4 separate regions of the Mus musculus genome follow, and regions 1, 2 and 4 are each linked to region 3. The links are chromatin loops, found by intact Hi-C in ENCODE. Cell type or tissue: heart. All regions are shown on one strand. Region 1 holds the start of Snx19 (sorting nexin 19). Region 2 holds the start of Zbtb44 (zinc finger and BTB domain containing 44). Region 3 holds the start of Adamts8 (a disintegrin-like and metallopeptidase (reprolysin type) with thrombospondin type 1 motif, 8). Region 4 overlaps Snx19 (sorting nexin 19).

The links. Hi-C counts contacts between places; a loop is a spot of excess contacts. Peaks named below come from ENCODE experiments on the same cell type or tissue, not always from the same donor. Only the 100,000 strongest peaks of a DNase experiment are listed, where the experiment ranks them.
Region 1: a loop joins it to region 3, with 4 times the contacts of the local background. A loop is called at or near these places in 5 of 42 quality-filtered maps.
Region 2: it touches region 3 in a loop (2.1-fold over the local background); 7 of 42 quality-filtered maps call a loop at or near these places.
Region 4: a loop joins it to region 3, with 8 times the contacts of the local background. A loop is called at or near these places in 13 of 42 quality-filtered maps.

Annotation. Positions count from the first base shown.
Region 1 is chr9:30,425,069-30,430,068 of GRCm38, reverse strand. It overlaps Snx19 (sorting nexin 19), which reads right to left and starts at 2,740. Exons shown (of 11, transcript NM_028874.2): 1 at 813-2,740. The coding sequence starts at 2,501. It overlaps Gm30933 (predicted gene, 30933), which reads left to right and starts at 3,091. Exons shown (of 3, transcript NR_169179.1): 1 at 3,091-3,202. In heart, no CTCF peak of the experiment used is centred here; a DNase peak (open chromatin) is centred at 3,018; H3K4me3 peaks cover 1,559 bases; H3K27ac peaks cover 1,057 bases; H3K27me3 peaks cover 265 bases.
Region 2 is chr9:31,028,151-31,033,150 of GRCm38, reverse strand. It overlaps Zbtb44 (zinc finger and BTB domain containing 44), which reads right to left and starts at 2,507. Exons shown (of 6, transcript NM_001115130.1): 1 at 2,193-2,507. In heart, no CTCF peak of the experiment used is centred here; a DNase peak (open chromatin) is centred at 2,830; H3K4me3 peaks cover 2,879 bases; H3K27ac peaks cover 2,108 bases.
Region 3 is chr9:30,938,089-30,943,088 of GRCm38, reverse strand. It overlaps Adamts8 (a disintegrin-like and metallopeptidase (reprolysin type) with thrombospondin type 1 motif, 8), which reads right to left and starts at 527. Exons shown (of 9, transcript NM_013906.3): 1 at 1-527. The coding sequence starts at 252. In heart, CTCF peaks have their summits at 404 and 2,561 (motif pointing right); DNase peaks (open chromatin) are centred at 148 and 2,568; H3K4me3 peaks cover 956 bases; H3K27ac peaks cover 353 bases; H3K27me3 peaks cover 2,007 bases.
Region 4 is chr9:30,446,189-30,451,188 of GRCm38, reverse strand. The region is part of intron 8 of Snx19 (sorting nexin 19); the gene reads right to left. Among named protein-coding and RNA genes, the nearest start is that of Snx19, 21 kb to the right of the region's middle. In heart, a CTCF peak has its summit at 2,603 (motif pointing left); a DNase peak (open chromatin) is centred at 2,488; H3K27ac peaks cover 44 bases.

The sequences.
Region 1 (5,000 bases), 510 kb after region 3:
AGGTAGAATACTTATATTTAAGTCAGAAGGTGGCAAGTTCCTCATTCCTTGAGGCGTCTATGCATAGACTTGGGAACAACTATGCAGAGATGATATGGAGAAAACTGGTTAAAGTAGCAGGTCTTGCCTCAGGCCAGGCAGTGGAGCGATGAGTTAACTGGAAAGTTTCATTTAAGAAACAAATGTGGGGGGGACGGAGAAATGGGGAGAAATGGCTCGGCAGTTAAAAGCACTTGATGCTCTTACAGAGAACCAGGGTTTGGTTCCGAGCACCCACATGGCAGCTAACAACTGTTTGCAACTGCAGATTCAAACCCTCTAGAACCCTCTTCTGGCTTCTACAAGCATCAGGCACACAATGCACTTACATACACGCAGGCAAAATATACACGTAAAATAAAAATAAGTAAGTCGGTTTTTTTTTTAAAAATGTAGAATTTTGGGATGCATTCTTAGAAATTCTTATCCAGAATACGTCTGTCAGAGTCCGTGTATTTACAAAGCAGTCAGAGTGATTCTGAGGTCGAAGCAGGTTTGAGAACCAATGAAAACGTTGAACCCCCTCCCCCAACCTCCACCCCCACCCCACCCCCCACCCCCGCACCCAGTCTTCTGACACTGAGTTTCTGGTGCTGTTTGTGTGGGTCTACCATAAGAGCTGATCCTGGCTTCCAAACGAGCTATACACCACTTTATTTAATTTATTTAATCAACACGGGATGCTCTTATCTGCCCTTGCAACAATCTGTTTACAGACTCTGCTTTCTAAACCCCATCCCCAAAGTGAGAAAGCACAGCCATCATCCTGTTACCTTCACAGTGTACAGTGTGTATGGGTGGAATCCAGTCCCACTGTGCTCTCGGGCAGTGATGGTGCCAGTGATTCGAAGGTTCTGGATGACAACCGGGCCGTCTGGACTGCTCAGGGACTCGAAGCTGAAGGTGGCTGAGCTGAGAGGACCAGGTGGAGAGGAGGAAAGAGGCACTGGGGGCATAGCAGGTTCAAGGGAGCACACACCACTGGCGAGATCTTTGTCTAAACATGAGGGCCGTAGGGGGCAGGGTTTTTCTGGTTCCTCCAGCAAAGCTGTAAGAGAGGTGTCATCTCCTTGCTCCACCTCCTTGTCTGCTGTGTCAATCTGGATCTCTGGGCAATTAAGCACGGAGACCAGCATGCCTGTCTCTGTGTCTGTCCCTGGGGCCTCCTCGGCCTCTGCTCCTTCCATACATTCAGATCCCTCGCCATCCTTAGGCTCCAGAGCCCCGGAGTCGTCTAGGGCACACAGAGCATCTTGAATCCTGTCAGAAAGGAAGTTGCCTGGGGTCATTAGCAGGATGGTTTCTTTGCTCAGTTCAGACAGTGGTGACTCCAGTTCTGAGTCTTCACATAAGAACAAGGGGCCTCGGATATCTGGCTGTAGAAAATGGGATGAGCTATTTCCTACTTTTTTTTCTTCGAGCATCCCAGGCAAATCTCCCTCTACAGCTTCATGGCCTTCTTCAATCTCTGGGGAAGGGGCTGGCTCACTGGAGGTCAAGTGTACTGGGGCTGTTGCTGGAGAAGATGCTTTTCCTACTGGCAGACTCTCTACTTCAACAATCAATGGCAGAGATGTGGGCACCGAGGGCTGCTCTAGGACACTGGATGAGCAGGGGGGTTTAGTTCCCTGTGCTGCATCATGTCTGTACTTGGAAAAGATACTCACAAGAATAAGGTGGATCCAGTCAGGATCTGATAGCTTGCTGATCAGTGGTAAGATGACATTGCAAGTAATAACTTCAACCACAACGTGGCGTCCAGTCCTCGTCTCCAGGTGGGGCTTGGGCACTAACTCTTTTAGTATCAAGTTCACAATGCCACGTGCATAAGTGACCTCCGTGGTGGGACAGCTCATGGCAGGATGGGGAGCTGTAACCTGGCAGTAAGCATCCCACAGCTGGGAGGGCTGAACTGGACAGCTCTGCTCCTTTGCAGTAGCCTCCTTTGCCTGAATATAGCTCTGCAGGTGACAACCACAGAGAGTCAGAACCCTCTGGGTAAGAGCATGGCTGTCCACTATGCTCATCCGCCTTCGAAGCTCCTGAACCAACCCTTTCATGGCTGCCTCCATCTCTGCCTCGAAGGCCGGCTCATGGCTCACAGAACGATACCAGGATAACACGAAGTCTCGGATAATCATCTGGATAGTGCGGTTAATCTCCTGTTCCAGCTGCCTTTCTGCCTCGGGACATGGAGGACAGGTGGTGATGGTAATGAATCGTTCCAGGTGCAATTGACCTGAAGCCCCTAGGATGGCAGTGGAGCCCAGCCATCCTCCCAGCGCTACCAGCGATGCACATAGAAGGATCAGAAGCCACATGTTGACCAGAAGGTGGATGACCAGTAGCCAGCCCACCAAGACCCCCACGATCATTAGCTTCCGGCTACTCCATAGATTGCTGTGGACATAACTGGACTCGGAGATAGTCCCCTGGGTAGGGGACACTGTTTGTGCCTTCATGGTTGAAAGGACAGGTATGTTTCCACAGATGACAGCCTCCGATTTTATTTTGGTGTCAGGAGTGGGAGCATGAACTGTCACCGAAGAGAACAAGTCCAGCTGCTACTGAGTGAACTCTGGACCTTCGATACTACTGGCACTGCAGAGCGACAGAAAAAGCTCTGCTTCTCCCGCTCGCTTCTGTCGACAGGGCCCATCAACTAGCCTGTTCCAGCCGAGATGAGGAAAACTTTGCCGGCCTCCATCATGGCCCAGGCGGAGAGTCTCTTCGCAGCCCCGCGCGGCCCACGGACACTTACGAACTCCGAAGCAGCAGCCGGCAGATCGGGTCACACGTCGCTGGGGGACCCGTGCTCAGACTGCGCCCCTGGGAACGAACTCTTGGGGGGGTGGGGATCCTTCCGACCGCCGCGGCCAGCAGCCACAACAAGCTCCGGCCGCCCAGGCCACTACACTCCGCAACTCCAAAGTGGACAGAGCAGCGGGCCGGCTAGCAGCCGGCGACAGCTTCCGGGTCGCGGCCTGCGGGAGCGGGGTACGCTGGGAGAGCGGCCTGGTGGATCGGAGCCACGGACGCCCCCTGGTGGTGAGGAGCGGTGGTGACGGTGGGCGTACACACCGCTCTGCTAAGCTGAGAACCCAGAGCCCGTGCTCACCTGGGCCAAAACGGATACTCGCCCAGGCTCTTTAAAGTGCTGTTTGTAAATATCTCTAGAGGTTTAGGGAAACTTTCCGTAATGAGCTTTGTTTTAATTCCCTTGGAGACGTACTGTTGGGAGCTAGATTGATGAGGGATTTTAAAAATTCTCCTTGCTTCTTCCAGAACGCCCCACCTCTACCCCCACTCCACCCCCCCCCCCGACCCCCCTCCCAACTCTACTCAATTCACAGTCCACCTCTTTTGTTTTCCGGAGTAGTCAAAGGTAAGTATTAAGATGTGGGGCAGGTTTCTAGAGAGTATTTCCTATGTTTAGTCACTGGCTTGAAGAGTGGGTCCTTGTAGCCCTTGAAGCTAATTGGGGGAATGAGTTTATTTGACGTAAATCAGCTTTCAGTAAAGCGAGTCCCTATAAGATATAGTGAATTGCAAAATCTTAAGTACGTTCTGGAATGATTTTAGTGAATCGCAATGGTTAAAGGGAACCCATTAAGAAGATAGCCTTCGTGCTGAATCTTGAAGACTTTTCTGCCTGTCGGCTTCCTTTTCTTCCCATGTGCATAGGCATGCAAGGCAGAGGAAGAGACGTCTTGTTTTTAGTTTACCCTCTAACACATTTGCCCCTGTCTGTGTTCTGCTTTGAACACATCTGCCAGTTGTCAACTCAAAAAGAGTGACCTACAAAGAAAGTCAGTATCTGAAAGTGGCACTGGCTATGTGTAGAAGCATTGATGTCTTCTTTGTGTGAAGCCTCCACCTTGGTCCTTCTGGACTCTGCAGTGTGGCTCTCCTTTCCATTTGGACACAGATGAATGCCATCGCTCTTTACCAGTCTGTCCTCTGCTGTAGCCTTGAAGGATTTAGGCAAATTCACCAAATAAAACAAAACAACCCAACAACAACAACAACAAAACAAAGCAACAAAAAGCAAAAACTAAAACAAAACAACCCCCAACCCGCAAAAAAAAAAAAAAAAAACCAAGCAAAATAAAACAACCCTGTACCAGAGAGATCTTACAGCTTCCTTTTCTGTCTCCACTGCTGGTGTCAAGGTAATAACTTTATTTGAATACAAAGGAAACCATCATCTACAATTGGATGTGGTTGACAACTAACAGCCTCAAAGGCCAACAATATAGTTTAGGATCAAAGTGTTTCTAGGCAGGCAAGGTGATCTCTGGAGTTACAAAGCACTAATTCATGTTGCCAGGGTGAACATCCTTTCACTGTATCCTCCTCCCAACTGAAAGGAATGTGAGACCTGCAGACTGCCTGTCTTGTCCTCCCAAACTATCCTGTTGTTCCGGGAACAGTTACCTGACAGTAATGCTCTAGAGAAGTAAATATCCCTGCTGCCCACGCAAGAGTCACAGCAGAGACTTAAATGGCGGAGAACTAATGGTACCACTTAGGACTTCGCTTCTGCAGCTCAGAGAAAAACCTCCCATGCATCATGAGACCGAAAGTGCAGGGTAGCAACGAACTGACCTTGTCAGTGGGCGTTGTGCCACCTGAGCAGATGGTCTGAAGCTCTGAGGTAGCCAAGAGTGTCTTCCTGATTCTGCAGCACAGTTGATGGACATGCCAATGCACTTGTCATCTGGATGGCTATGAGCTTCTGCCTGGGGATTTAGGACAGATCTTAGGATCCAAACAGATTAATCATTGGGAGGAGGTGAGAGCCCTGCCTGATAGAGAATGGTGTGGGCCTGTGGTGGGGGAGGCTGACCGGTCACTCACCTCTCAAGAGATGCCGCTTGCCTTCCGACCTGCTATTTCTCAGTCCATTAAAGGCGTGCTAGGGCTAAGAAGACAAAAGCCACCAATTCACCCAAAGGTAT
Region 2 (5,000 bases), 90 kb before region 3:
AACACTATAAACCTCCTAATATATACAATTATGAGATACAGGGTATCATCCATTTAAATACTCTTGCCAAGTAAGGTTTCCCTTAAACAAATGAAATCTTTGTTCCAGGGATGCCCAATCTTTTGACAAGATGCTATCACCATTATCTACAAAGTTTTCAAAGAAATCGTGCAATTCATGAAGTTATAAGCGCGCGTGCACACACACACACACACAAACTAGTATTTTCAGTTTATAACTTTGTGTTGGGATGTATTCACAGATATCCTTGCCTTTGGATACAACCATGGACCAGCAGTTGGACAGGTCTAGAACCAAACTTTTACTTAACAAGAACAGTAAGTGAATTGACACTCAAAGACAAGGTCAAAGTTCAAATATGTAGCCAGATTCTACAGAACAATTGGTCAGTTAAGTGCCCAGAAAATGGAAAAGTGGTCTGGGTACCACCCTTTTTAACAAAAGGTATGACTAAGTATATGCAATCACCACATGCAACACTATAACCTTGATTGACTACAGCTGTGGAAACACTTAGGAACAACAGAGTAAATCTGAATACACATATTTTAATGGACATTGTTAATTTGACTTGGTATTTTTAGGAAATAAAAGAATCAAACATGGAGCCTGGTGGTGGTGGCCACATTGCAAGCCTAGTGTTTGGGAGGCAGAGGCAGGCGTTGTGATCACTTGAGTTTAAGGCTAGGCAGTCTACAGAGTGAGTTCCAGGCCAGCCAGGGCTACACACAGAAATCCTGTTTCAAAAAACAAAACAACAAACAAACAAAATCAAACATGGTGGGGGAAAAAAAATCTAATCCCAACCAGCACTTAGGAGGAAGAGGCAGACTGTCTCAACAACAGCAACAGTAGCAACCACAAGAAAAACTGGCAACAATGCAGAGAAAAAGGTTGACCACCAGTCTGGTATCTATGTTCACTGCATTTTCCCTGACAACTTCTGTGAAACTGAAAACTTCCAGGCCATAAAAGAAATTTATATTACTACTGAGAAGTACAGCGGAAAAAGCCATCTTACCCAGGAATGTCTCTGGGTTCAATTGTCAATTGGGCAACCTGGGGCAAGTTACAATTAATATTACTAAGTTTCTGTCAATTCTATAAAACTCAAAAGTAACTATATCACCAGGTTCTAAGAATAAGACTATAGCTCTAACAAAGCAAAGCATTGTTGCACAAAGTAAGTAAACCTGGTTTTTGTAATTAATAAATACAAATCATCACAAAATACAAATGGATTAAGAAAACACTCCTTTTTATATTCCATGGGGAGAACTACAAAGACATAAACGAATATTATAAATCAACTGGAAATCAAAGTAAATAGGAACAAAAAAATCAAGATCTATGTAGTACTTTTTAAATCAAGAATTACCAAAAAGGCAAAAGGAAATATCAAATCTTTATCCAGCCTCTGTTGTCTATTATATGGTATAGTTCGCTTTGGGTATTAACTTATCTCTGCAAAAAAATGCTAATAAGCGGAAGTTGAGAATTTTTCTGAAAACACACATTCAACAGATTAGTATGCTTATATGCTTAAAAAAGTAGTTTTGGTCTTAATTTCTGTAAGTTCCGTGAAAGTACGTAAACATCGCGGTTTTCAATAGATTCTGGTTAAGGTTTACAAAAACCAAACTGATGCGATTTCCTTTAATCAGTTGTAACTTAGTTGTCATTTCACTTGCAGGTAACCCCTAGCTTTTTGTTAGGCCGACAGTAAAAAGACCAGCTACAGAGTGATCCTCAGGTAGGTGGGAGGGGGTTAGAAGTGTTTGCATTCTCTATTTCTTTTTAAGAAAAGTGCCGTTCCGACGCGGGCGAGTAGGGCAGCCTGGGAGAGGAAGGAATAAACAAGTCTAGGGCTCGCGCGTAGACCAGGTGAGCGGGTAATAAATGGCCCGGCAGCACAGCATTTGTTATTGGGCGGATTTTCTGGCCGATAGGCTCCCCTGGAAGATCTGGGTGACGGCTTCAGGTCCGCTGGGACCAAGGCCAGTCCCCCTCTAAGGATTAATCGCCAATGAGGGGGACCCTGTGGGTGCCTCCCAGCACGAATCAGGGTGACAAACCAGGTTTCCTCTCCCTCCCGCGTCCAGGTGGGTGACAAGTGGTGTCAGTCCCCAGGCCGGCCCGCCGTCTCCCCACTGGCCCTCCCCTCCCGTTACCTGCGGGCGGCGGTGCCGAGGCCCGGAGGCCTGCAACTGCTCCTCCTCTTCCCCGCCAGGCTGGGGCGGCGAGGTGGCGGTGGCTGTGGCGGTGGCGGAGGCAGCGGCGGTGGCGGCAACCCGGGGGGAGGGGGCGGAGCGCGCGACTGGCTCCTCTCCTCCCCCGGGAGGCTCAGGGGACCCTATCTCGGGCCGCCGCTCCTAGGCCAGTGTGCAGCCTGGGACTGGGCGCGCATGGCGGCGCCACTCACCCGCGTGGCCGCGAGGTGCGAGAGTGCGAGGCGCGAGGAGAGCGCCGGGCGCCCGTGGGCCTGAGGGGAGGAGCGAGGGGCCCAGCCCGCTGCGCACGGACGGCCGTTGGGGGCGGTTGGTCGAGGGCGGCCGAAGGCTCGCTCGCGCTGGCCGCGGCGGGGCGGGGTGGGGAAGGGGAAAGGGACTGAGGGGAGAGGACGGGAGGCTGGGAGGGAGCCGCCGCAGCGCGCGTGCGGGCGTGCGGGCGGGCGGGCGCCGCCGTAGCCGCTCGTTTCACTCCAGCCTGTTTGGGGGCACTTTGTTTGTGTCCCACAATGCTCCGCGCGGCCGGCCGGCCCGGCCTAGGGAGAGGGAGGGGCGGGGCCGCGCTGGAGGCGGTGCGCGGCTATTGCGCAAGCGTAGTGCGAGCTGTCCTTCGCCGGTGGTGCAAGCCAGACGCTGAAGCACAGCGGGCCTTGACCCAGTCTGTGTGCACTTGTCTGTGAGCTTCGTATGCATAAGCGCCATGAGGCCTGTCGGGTTGTCGTCCCGTAGCTGTGGTCTGGTCCTGCGCCGAAGGAAGCCAGCGTTAGGATGATTTGCTTTTCTTGGAGCTAAAAACCGAAAGAAACTCTCTTCCCCGGGTGGTTTCTGTAGCAGCAAAGCACTCCAGCATTTCCCGGTCGGGAAAGGAATCTGGGTGGTGTGGCCATTTTTCACACGTGGAAACTGAGGCCTATTAGGGCGTGGCCACGAGGGCCTCTGAGAATCTGGCGAGCTCCCCTGCTTTCTCCCCGATGATCAGCGATCCCCCGCAAGGGTTACTACCGAGCGTCTTGACAGGTCTAGCAGCCTTGTCGTACTTTGAGGTTGCCATAGCATTTTTCTGATTACCATGGCAGGAAGTGCAGTTCTGAGCAGACCAGAAAAAAAAATTGGCTCCCATGTCTTTTTTCTTTCCCCAACACAGACTGGCTTCTAAAACCTAAAGCAACTGTGAACTATTCCTTCCCTTACGGTGAATCCCGTTCTAGTACACAGTCTCGCCCTTGGGGAAGGGAATGTGTGGATCACCGAAAATTGACTGTTCTTCTCTAGAGGGTTACTGTCTGAGTTTCGGTCGCTGTAAAGTCTGCCTGTAGGATAAAATACCCTAAGGTGTGGCTACCTCGGACCTCAGGGAATCAGACCTGGCGATTGGGGGCACTGGGGGCGGAGTGGGTATTCCTGGAGGCAAGTGGGATTGCGCCCCAGAAGAGGAGAAGGGCAGGATACCAGTCAAGACCGCTGCAATTTGGGTGCTGGGCATGCTATGTACCTACACCTCCAGTTTTTAAACCGAAAGACTTCTTTGTGCAAGGTAGGTTGATCTCCCAGCTGCATTAGACACTTGGCTGCCTCTGACTTAAACCACCCTCTACCAGAGCACCCAAAGCGATGAAATTTTTCAAAATAATGTCAACAAAATCAAAGTCTATGCTCCAACAAATTTTCAAGAGTTAGAAAGTATTTAATCCTTGACAACCTAATCTACAACTTTCTTAATATTATTCTATCAAGTTTTTATTATTCCATTTCAGTGATGAGCAACATCAGAAAACAAATCGGGCCTGGCTTTACAGTGAGATTTGAAGAATCTTACTAACTACGGAGGCGCCTGAGCTAAAAAGGCCCTTGGTAGAGTGTGTACTGAAAACATATGTCATGGAAAAACAAGGGGAGAAGAATCTAGTGGGAATAAAGTAGACAAATAAAGCCTGTGTCTTAGTCTATTTAATTGGACAGCCAAGAGAGCATTCATTTGGGCATTTCTAATTGTGACTCAAGGGACAGAAATGGCGGTTAATGTTCGTAGGACAGGCAGAACTCAGGAGTGCACACACACACACACACACACACGGGGGGGGGGGGGTTGGCGGGGGGGGGGGGGAGAGAGTGCAAGCACCTCTCCTTTTTCTTTCTCTTAAGCTCTGTCTATTTCTCATTTTGTCTCTAAAAATGCTATCCTCCCAGCCCATTCCCACCCTAGGTCTAAAGAATTTATTAAGCAACAGGTGGCTGCTGGTCTCTTAAAGGCAAAGTTCTAAATGCTTGGAGAGGGTGGGAGAGAAAATGCAGCTTAGCCATTGTTGGAACCCTTCTCTGTATTTTGGTTTTGGGCAGGATCATTTTCTGTGGCCTCTTAGCCTCCCACCTTTTTTCTTCCCGAGCTAGCAGAGACTTGCCCTTGGGTTGCTAGAATAGGTAGACCTTTCTTTGACACCGTGTTGAATAATTCTGCTGGAAGGATTTTGTGAAATCGGAATCCTGTACACAGGTGAAACAAACAAACTAGACAGTATGAGGAACTCTTAATTATTAACCCAGTGTAGATGATTCTGAGGAATTCAAATTCCAGAAGGGATGATTGTTTTATCCATGAGCTGTTTGGGAAACCCGTTTCTGGCAAAAATGGTTTCTCATGGTAGACCCTTAACTGCTTAACTTACTTCTTTATTAGCTCCTTCCAACTGTATAAACAAAAACCAATCTCTTTTCCTTACCATGCATTGTGCCAGTCTCTAATGGTCCCCTTAG
Region 3 (5,000 bases):
CTCGATCTTGAATTCCGGCGCCAGGAAGCTGGCGTCAGGCGCCAGGCGCAGCACGAAGCCCTGGCCGAAGGCGGACAGGTGGAAGGCGAGCTCGCTCGCGCTGCCGGGCAACCGCGTGGGCACCACTAGCTCCGAGGCCTGCGCCCCGGTTCCCGGCCCCGCCGGGGCGCCGCAGACGAGTGGCGGCGGCGGCAGCTGCAATAGCAGCAGCAGGAGGGGCGGCCACCCGGTGGTGGTGGGGTCGCGGAGCATGGGGGCAGAGTGCTGCGGAGCGCGGGAGAGGGAAGAAGATCGCCGCGCGCGGGCAGGTGCTGGTGGCCCGAGGCGGCCGGGCCGCTCTGTCCAGGAAAAATGATCAATCGGATGGGGAGGCCGACTCGGCTAGCGGCAGCAGGCGCGGCGGTCCCCTGGCGGCCCCTCTGGATCGCGCAGCCCGCTCCTCCTGCGCCAGCCAACCTAGCAGAACTCGAGCAGCTGGCGCCCCGGGCCGCGAGCGCGCGTCCTCCGCGGCGTCCCGTGCAGTCGCCTCCTTCCTCGGGAAACACCGAGTGGGCTGCCGAGCCCTTCGTATTTATACTTCCTTCCCGGCTTTGACATAAGAGGTTTATTTTTGATCGCTCACTATTCCCGTTTCCCCTCCCCTGGGGTCAGAGACAGAAACAGAAAAGGAGAGGAGGGGAAAAAAAAGGGATGAAATGTAAAACCAATCAGGAGTCAGTGAGCCCCTCCCGATAGTTAAGTAGTTAAGTGTCAACTACAGCTTTTTTTTTTTTTTTCCTTTTTACGTGACTACGTGAAGACCCATGCCAATTCCTGTAATGCTGGACAGTCCCCCTGAAGGCGAGTCCTAGATGGGAGAGACACTGGCTTCTTCTTGTGCAAGAGCCAGGTGCTGGGGACAGACACACCCTGCTCTGGCCTCAGAGACAGTATGCAGATTTTTGTACAAACCTGGCAGTGTTAAAAGAGGTTTGTGGGAAGGTTCCAAAGCCTTTAATGGTCAAATACAAAGTGAGAGGTAGGAAAGTCATACTGGAATCACGCTGTCCATTAGGAGCACTTCAGAACTTTAAAAATGCCACCTGGTCAAGGTTGTTTTGTTGCTTGCTTCTGAGCATAGTGGGGGTAGTGAGAGGCTACTACCAGGAAAGTAAAATGGATTCAATACCACTACATTTCTCGTTTCCTATGGGAGGAAGTACTTCACCAGTCTGTCTTCTGATGCACAGCTCTGCCAGTTGCCTTGCTGACACGGGGAAAGGTGGCCAGGTCCCTTATACTGTATTGCCCACAGCTCCAAATACATCTAAATATGTGGGGAGATAATTCACTCTGCCACCTTCCTACAGAAGAGAGTGGGATCCAGCAAGAGTGATGACCGTCTTAAGACCACAAACCACAATCTTTGTATCCACTCTAGTATTACCGGTGCAGGTCTAGATTGGATTCAGAATCAACGTTCTCTCAGTACCAGAACAAGTCCTAGCCCCTCGCCCTGTGTCTTTTCTGAGACAATCATGGAGGATACAGCATTTGGCAGCTCACCTACCCCCAACTACGCAGCTCTTTGCTTATGTGAGGGTGCCTACAGTTGAGTCATTCTTACTTCGTTTGGCCGATCCAATCCATTTCTGTAGCTGTGAAGGATTGGCCTATGCAAAAGACTCCTTGGGACTTGTTACCTACAAAGAGGAGTCTCTTAAATTAACTTGTGTCACTACAGAACCTAAGGAAAGGCCCCAGCACCGCAAGCTCTCTCCACTTTTATAGGACTGCAAAGGAGTGGTTGAATCTCCTTCCTTTGCTGTATAGAGAATTGGAAGTTTGGGTAAAACACTCCTAGAGGCAGGGGAATGGAAAGCATCTCTGTTTTCTACCAAAAATGAACAAGATGCTCATCCCTCAACAGTTTAATATCCCTGGGACAGTGTGACCTGTACGGTTAAATGAGCAATCCCTTTTGCCTCAGGGCTGTGGTGACATTTCAATTACTGGTCTTAGCCATTAAGTTCCTTGTTCAGTATTTTCCAGTGTATCCTTTTCCTTTTTCTTTTTTCCTGGTTGTTGTTCTTTTCTTTCTTGAAACAGGGACTCACTGCATAGCCCAGGCTGGCCTCAAACAGGTATGTGCTGTGACCTCATGCCTGGCTTTCAACTTCTGGTTTTCCATAGTAGTTAGGTCCTTCACGTGTGCGAGTGCCTTCTTTCTTCTTTGTGACTACTATTTTATTGGAGTGCCCAGCTTCTTCTTTCTCTTTAGATGTTAGAGGCTATAACCAGGCTCGGGGAAACTAAGTGTTGCTTGTGTTTTCATTTGGGAAATCTCTGGAAATTGCAGCTGCTACTGTTGTAAAACAGAAAGAACTACTTTGAAGGCAGACACTGAACTGGGCTTCATCTTTGCCCAATTTCATCAACAACTACAACTACAACCACACAAAAATTGCTGTCTGGCAAACGATCTTGGGAGCCAGCCTGGCTGCTAGGTAGAGACCTGCTGGATTCCTCCTGATGCCCCTGTGGTAACTTCCAGGGAAATGCCTGCCATTCGCAATGCAACCACAAGGTGTCATCCGTACCTTAGTTATGCTTAATCCAAGCCTTGCAGGGATGGCGGATGACTTGCAGAGAGGACTCTGAGAAGCTTGGTTGGTGAAGTCCATACAGCAAAACAAACACTATCCCAGCCCACCATGGAAAATCTCAAATGGGCCGATTTTGGAGTTCCTACATTAACGTCTTGAGCTTCAAAGAATATAAAGGCTTGACAAACTGCGGTGCATGGACTAAGACTGCTTCTGTATATTCCATGTGCTAAAGAAAAATGTTTTACATATTTTAAGTGGTAAATGTAAAAAAAAAATAAACGATTACTATTTCACGATCTTGAAAATGCCATGAAATTCAAACTCCAGTGTTCGTAATAGAGTTTACTGGCAAGAGACATTCACAGACCCTTTGGCTGCATTTGAGCTATACAGGATAGGGCCGAACGAGCTTAGAATATTCACCATCTGGATTTTTCTATAGAAACGTTGTTGGCTGAATGTAAAACAGTGTTAGTTTAAATTTCTTAAATTTGGAGTGGCATGAGATGCCACATACAGGATTCTCAGCAAGTAAGATGCTCAAAATAAGTTTTTTTTTTTTTTTTTTTTTGCTATGAATATGAATGTGGAATTATTTGAAAAGTTAAGATATATTTGTTTGGTCTATAAGTCTATATTTAACATCTATTAATTATTTAATTAGTGTTTAAATAATTAATTGCTTTTGTATTGGTTTGTACTATAGGCTTATTGTACATTTTAAGTTGTTTTTTAGTTTTTTTTAAAGTATGTTTAGGTTTGTTTATTTTATAGGTATAAGTGTTGTGTCCACATGTGTGTATATGGACCATATGTGTGCCCATGGAGGTCAGAAGCAGGCATCTGATCCCCTGGAACTGGAGTTACAGGTAGTTGTGAGCTGCCATGTGGGTGCTGGGAATCAACCCAAGGACCTCGGAAAGAGCAACCAATGCTTTTAACTGCTGGTCGTTCTCCTCACCCTCTTCATTTTTCTGAAAATATTCATTTATTTATGTGTGTGTGTGTGTGAGTGTACGTGCATCTGTGCATATTCTACACATGTGTGGAGGCCAGAAGAAAGCACTGGCTATCCCACCTTACCATGCTCTGCACTGGGTATCCCACCTTACCTTGCTCTGCCAATTCTTTTGAGGCAGGGTCTCTCCCTGAGCCTGGGATTTATTTTTTCTTGGCTAGGCTGGAAGCCAACAAACCCCAGAGATTTTCCTGTCCCCATCTCCCTTGAAACTGGTTAGGAGGGACATGGGGCTTGCATGGGTGCTCACTAGTATGCAGAAAGCTCTCTCAACTGGTGAACAGTCTTCAAAGCTCTGAACCTTGTTTTGAATTAATTCATGCTGTTTCTGTTTATCACTAGTAAGGTGCTTACCCCATGTATTTATAGTATACACTAAATTCTGATAGTCTCTAGGCTTCCAGATTCTATCAAAACTGGGCAGAACATTAGTGGTCAACTAACCCACTTCCGCTTGCATTTTGAAGAAGAGGGCAAATGCAGGTTTCAGTGATTTACCCAAAGTTGTGTAGAGGATGGTGGCTCTCCAGCTATAAATGCTATGGTACCTTCTACAGGAAGATAGAGACTGCATTGCCCTAGAGGTTCCTTCGTAATTTGTGCTTTTTCCTTAACACCAAGTATCAACTGTGGCTGAGGCTTTTTTTTGTCTTCTATGCTCATTTTCATTGACTTGGTCTCATTTGCTCCTTACTAGAGATAGCTGCCATCTTTTGAGTGCTTGCTGTTGCTAAGCACTGATCTGAGGAGTGAATTACACAGGTAATGTGCAGGCTTGGGGTGCTGATGTAAATGAAGTGCTTAGGGTTCCTTAGATAACAGTTGTTGGACAGGATTCTTCACCAAAGTCATGTGCAAACTGCAAATTAAATAGAACATATTTTTGGGGGGGGGGAAAGAACATCTCACACAGAGTTAGCCCATCGTATTAGAGAGTTAGAAAGGAATGTTGGGATACAATGGATCAATGTCCTTCCTTGGGAAGATACTTAGAAGTCGTCTTCTTCTTCTTCTTCTTCTTCTTCTTCTTCTTCTTCTTCTTCTTCTTCTTCTTCTTCTTCTTCTTCTTCTTCTTCTTCTCCTCCTCCTCCTCCTCCTCCTCCTCCTCCTCCTCCTCTTCCTCCTCCTCCTCCTCCTTTTCTTCTTCTTCTTCTTCTTCTTCTTCTTCTTCTTCTTCTTCTTCTTCTTCTTCTTCTTCTTCTTCTTCTTCTTCTCCTCCTCCTCCTCCTCCTCCTCCTCCTCCTCCTCCTCCTCCTCTTCTTCTTCTTCTTCTTCTTCTTCTTCTCCTTCTCCTTCTCCTTCTCCTTCTCCTTCTCCTCCTCCCCCTCCTCCTCCTCCTCCTCCTCCTTCTCCTTCCCCTCCTCCTCCTCCTCCTCCTCCTCTTCCTCCTCCTC
Region 4 (5,000 bases), 490 kb after region 3:
AAATCCATGCAATGGGCAAGTTACACATAGTTATGCATCCTGCTGGAAGGGCCAAGGGGTGAAAGGCAAGGGTTCATGGCCCAGCCATGGCTTCTTTCTACACGCTATAAATCCTGGGGAAGGGAGACAGCTGCCAGCTGCCTATGCTTCGTTCTGTTGGTTTTCTTGGCAAATAAGCCCTGAGGACAGAAAGGACTGAAAGTCAAACATGAGAGAGATGTCTAGATGACTAAGTCCCCCATGTGTTTTAGGAAGTGTTTCTGATGGATGGAACAACACCAAGCTGCTTCCAACCCAGTTTTTGAAATTAGAAAGAAGAAAAGAATGTAGCTGGAAGGAGGTGTGGTGGGGACACAGACAAGCAGCAGAAGCTGGCTCCCTTTCTAAGAAGTATGGCACAGAAAGGAGACACTTGTAGATTCTGGCAAAAATAAGACTAAGTGCAAAGGGTGGTCTGAAGATATTTGTTCCAGAGCTGGACACTGTGACACTTTTAAGACTGTAATTTGAAGATATATTATACAAATCTGCCTCTGAAGATGGTCAAGCCCTCCCCTTTGTTAGTAACCACAGCATAACCTCAAGCACCTCTGACTGACTTTTAAAACAGGAGACTTCCTATGTTGTCTTCTTCACGAAGTTACCAAGATGAAACGAGAAAAAATGAAAACTAAAAATGTTTTTGAAGATGCTGTGTTTGTGTGTGTGACAGAGAAAGTGACCCCACTCGTCCCTTGTACCAACCCTATCAGATCCAGAGAATAGGAAGAAGCCAGTGAGGCTTCATGCCTCAGTTTCCCTCCTTCCCGGCAGCCTCAGGGAAACAAAGATAGAAACAGTAAGCACTGCTGCAGAGTAACTAACCAGATTGAAGAGACGCCTGTTACGTTAGGGGTAACATGAAAACTATGGCAGACTCTCCCCAGAGCATAACTGTTGTTTACTAAACAAGGACACTTTCATTACAGAGACTAGAGGACCCACACTGTCTCATCCCCCCTCTTTGGCCCCTTTGTGAACTGCAGGTCTGGCTCATTCACAGTCCCCAGGTAGTAATCCTGAGCCTGCCTTTCAGTGGAGGGCAAAGGCAGGGAGGTGGCCGAGGTGGGCCAGTAATTAAAAGGGCCACCCATTCAGAAGAAGATTGAGTCAGCCAAGGGGAAAGGGCGGTGAGGGGTGGGAAGCCCTTAGCACCAGGAAGAAAGGCCAGACACAAAGGAAGGAAGAGGCAGAAAGTTAGCAGTTGTCCTGACAACCAGGGCCCCTACTGTTCCTGGTGACTTTAACTCACAGGGGTGCCCCCCTCTTGGCTGAGAGGGGAGCCACCACCCCAGGAAAAGAAGAAAGGAGGCAGAGGAAAGAGAGCTGCCTAATTATGAGCTCTTTATCAGGAGGGTTCCTGCTTCCAAATGTCACCAGTATAAGAAGTACCAGAGTTAGAGTGTGCTCAGCCAAGATTTGGAAGAAAATTACCTGGGATCCTGTTTAAATAAGCAGAGGTAGCAGGACTTCAAGACAGGGTGTGAAAATGGCTACAGAAGGCTAGAAAAGATCAATCTTGCAGACAAAAGATCAACAGGAGAAACATGTCCAAGAGAAAGAAACTGGAAAATCCGAGTTTGATTTGGGAGTAGGAGAGAAAGAAGCGTGAGCAGAGCAGGTTGGGGAAGCACCTGCGTGGGCGTTATCTAATGGCTTCTGCTTTCCTCTCTTTAGGATGCCTTTGAAAAGCTTCTCAAGGCGAAGGCTTTCCTGACACCAAGGAGAGATTCTAAGGACAGCATTGTGGCAGCTCCAGGGTTTTTGCATGGTGGCAACTCTGTGTGAATCAGCAATAGTTAGAAAGCAGAGGGAAATAATACATACAACTAGAAAGGGAAAAACCACAGTGGGGAGAGGAAGGGCTGTTGGGGCTAATGCTGACGCTGCACTACACAGCCAGGCTCCCACACAGGAGCCCTAACTCCTTGAGAACCGCGCTCCAGTGCTGCTGGCATGCCCATGGAGTGAGACTGAAGCGTGTACCTGGATGTGCACATCTGCTCCTTCACTGCTCCACTGTCACTTTCTTCCTCTGCAAGGCACTTGATGGCAATGCTAAGGACAGAGTGAGGATCGGAATGGAGTATGGCTCAGTGGCAGAGCACTGGCCTACCACCTACTTTACACAGACTTATCATCGTGCATATTTAAGGCTTTGGGATCCAAAAGGCCTAAATATGGGCTAAAGAGTACCGACAAAATTCTCTCAATTCAGATGTCTGTCCGGCTCATTATTACCACAGACCTGTTGTTCGTTCTGATCTCAATATATCAGTTCCAGCACTGAACTCTTAAAGGATGGAAGCCACTCAAAAGGCCATCTCTGACGAGACTGACTAGAGAACAGTGTGCTGAGGCCCCATCAGGTCAGGGAGGAGGGGAAATGTGAAAGATGAAAGACACTCGGCCTGTTTATGTCACTGGCACCATGGCGTGGCTTCTGAATTATGGAGCAATGCTTAGGCATCATCATCACGGGGCAGAGCTACTATTGCAAAATAAGTCTTCCTTACAGAAAGTAAATGGTATTTTTTAACCTGCAGTGCCACCTGGTGTTTACAGGGAGAATTTTGGTACTCATTTTCCAAGCCACAGACTTGCACCATTCAGAGAACTAGATTAAAAGCATTCAAAATTATTATGAGTTGCTTTCTATTTAAAAGTATAAGTAATCTACTCCATTTACACCTGCTGCACTGTTTGAAATATTACTTAGCTTAAACGACCCCTGGCTTATAAGGTGCAGCTCCAAACACATACCTTCATCTTCTTACAGTTTATTCCGCATTAGCTTTCTCCGAAAGAACCTCCATACAGCGAGTAAGACTCGCCCCCAAGTCAAACACAGTGAGGCTGTCTGTCTGCTTTCAATGATCGCATTCTTCCTATGTGGAAAGGGGGTAGGGGGTGGACATGGACAGTGCAACAGCAGGAGCTGCTTCCAGAGAGCATAAGATCAGTGGGTCCTCACAGTGAGGCAAGGCGCTCAAGGGCACTGTGCTGCTTCAGAAAGAAACGGTACTGTTGCCTGAAGGGCAAGCCTATGGGTAGGTACAACCACAGCCCTGGGTATTGGAGATGCCCACTTTATCAGCTGGGGACACTCTATGGGAACAGCCTGGGGAGATTTTGTTTCCTTGGGTACCTCTTGTCCCCTAGCACTGCCGAGGATGCTTGGAGTTCTCCCTGGTGATGAGAGACATACTGAGACATGGAATTGCATGCGATCTTGCATCTGCTCATTTAACAGAATTTCAGTCAGTGTCTTCTATATGTCAGAGGAGGCGTTTGCGACACAACTGTGAATACGCTCTATCTTTGCCCTCAAGAATCTTACATAGTCTAATGTTGTTGCCAAAACCTTACACTTTCAGGTTCCTATTTGTTGTTGCAGGGAGGCAACAGGTACCAATAATGTGGCTTGGGAAATGGCATTCTCTTTAGATTTAAATGCCTCAATATTCTGGTTTTCTCTTCATTTTATTATGACTAGTGCTGTACTTCCATCGGAACATATGAGAATTTAAGAACATTATAAAATAAGAACAAACACACAATCATAGAAGATACTCAGTTACTATATATCTATTACAATATTATATTACAATGTAATATGTTATAATAATATTTATTCCATTAAGTGGAAATTCTCATGTAATAGGGTAGGGCATAGTGTCTTTAACATAATATGAATTTAGAGCAAGTGACGTCCCTCAAATGCAAGGCAGACAGGGTATATGGCAGACATAACTGTTGGGGTCCTTTCCTGGCCCAGCCACAGAGGGCTTTCCTGTAATGTGCCTAGTGGGCGAGCTATGGCAAGACACATTCCTTCCAACCAAAAAGACACAACACAATTTGAAGGAAGCCATCACTACACAAAATCCCTGATTTCAGCACTTTTAAATACAGCCCAGGTCAATGATACTTTTGGGCCAGAAATAACCTAATACAAGAAATTGAAGACTTATTGAGTCAAAGGATCTGGTGTGCCAGCAAAAGCACATGCTTTTTCTAGAGAAGCTGTCTGTCATAGGAAGAAGTTAGATGTGAGACAACGCATGGCGCTGGAGCTGTACTGGACGGAGAGAGGTCTAGAGTAAAGAGACACAGCACTTGTCTCCTGGTGACTCGGAATTGTTTTGATCTTCTCTAGTTGTGGCCAGGGTGTAGAAAAGAACCACTAGGAAAGACTAACCCCTGGCCCAGGAGTGCTTAAGAACAAAGTCAGAGTCTGCTGATGGAAATGGGTGTATGTAGTACCTTCTGGTGCATCAGACCCAGAGACCAGTCTGGAGTCTAAAGACTAGACAGGACTAAGACCCTGGAGCTTAGTGAGGTAGATTTTAATTTTAGCAGGCAGTGTTTTGTGAGGAACCTTGTACAAACAGGAGGGAGGCAGTATGAGGGGAAGGAACTGTTCAGGCAGTGAAGCGGGATGTCTATGTGGCAGAACTGCACATCAGCACATACAGTAATAGTAGGCTTCCCTGCTAGTGAGACTGTAATAAATGTCAGGTTCTTTCCTATTGTAACTGCTTGTGTCCTTTTGGTGGCAGGTCTTGAGTTTCCCTTAAGAAGTAACTAATGTCACAAAGGCCCCTCAGGCTGTTACACACATACACACCAAGAAAGTCAGCTTGTGTGGAGTTCTACCCATATAATGCCTATGACTCCAGAGTGACATAAGAGAAGAGTAGCAATAGTGTTCACATCAGCCATTGGTGATTGTCCTTGGGAGACACACAGGTATCCCACTGGGCAGCCCACACTCTCCAGTGATCATACCTCTGCCACCACCTTCTGGAATTTCTCAAGAGCTGGCTTGTTAAGCAATACCTTTCCTAAGAGGACTCCATGACCTATCAGAAGCTCTAGAAATTGCCATTTACTATTTAATTTTCTCCTGGGCTTGCTGTTTGTCGGATTCCTTCACCCTGCATGTTCTCTTCTTCTCA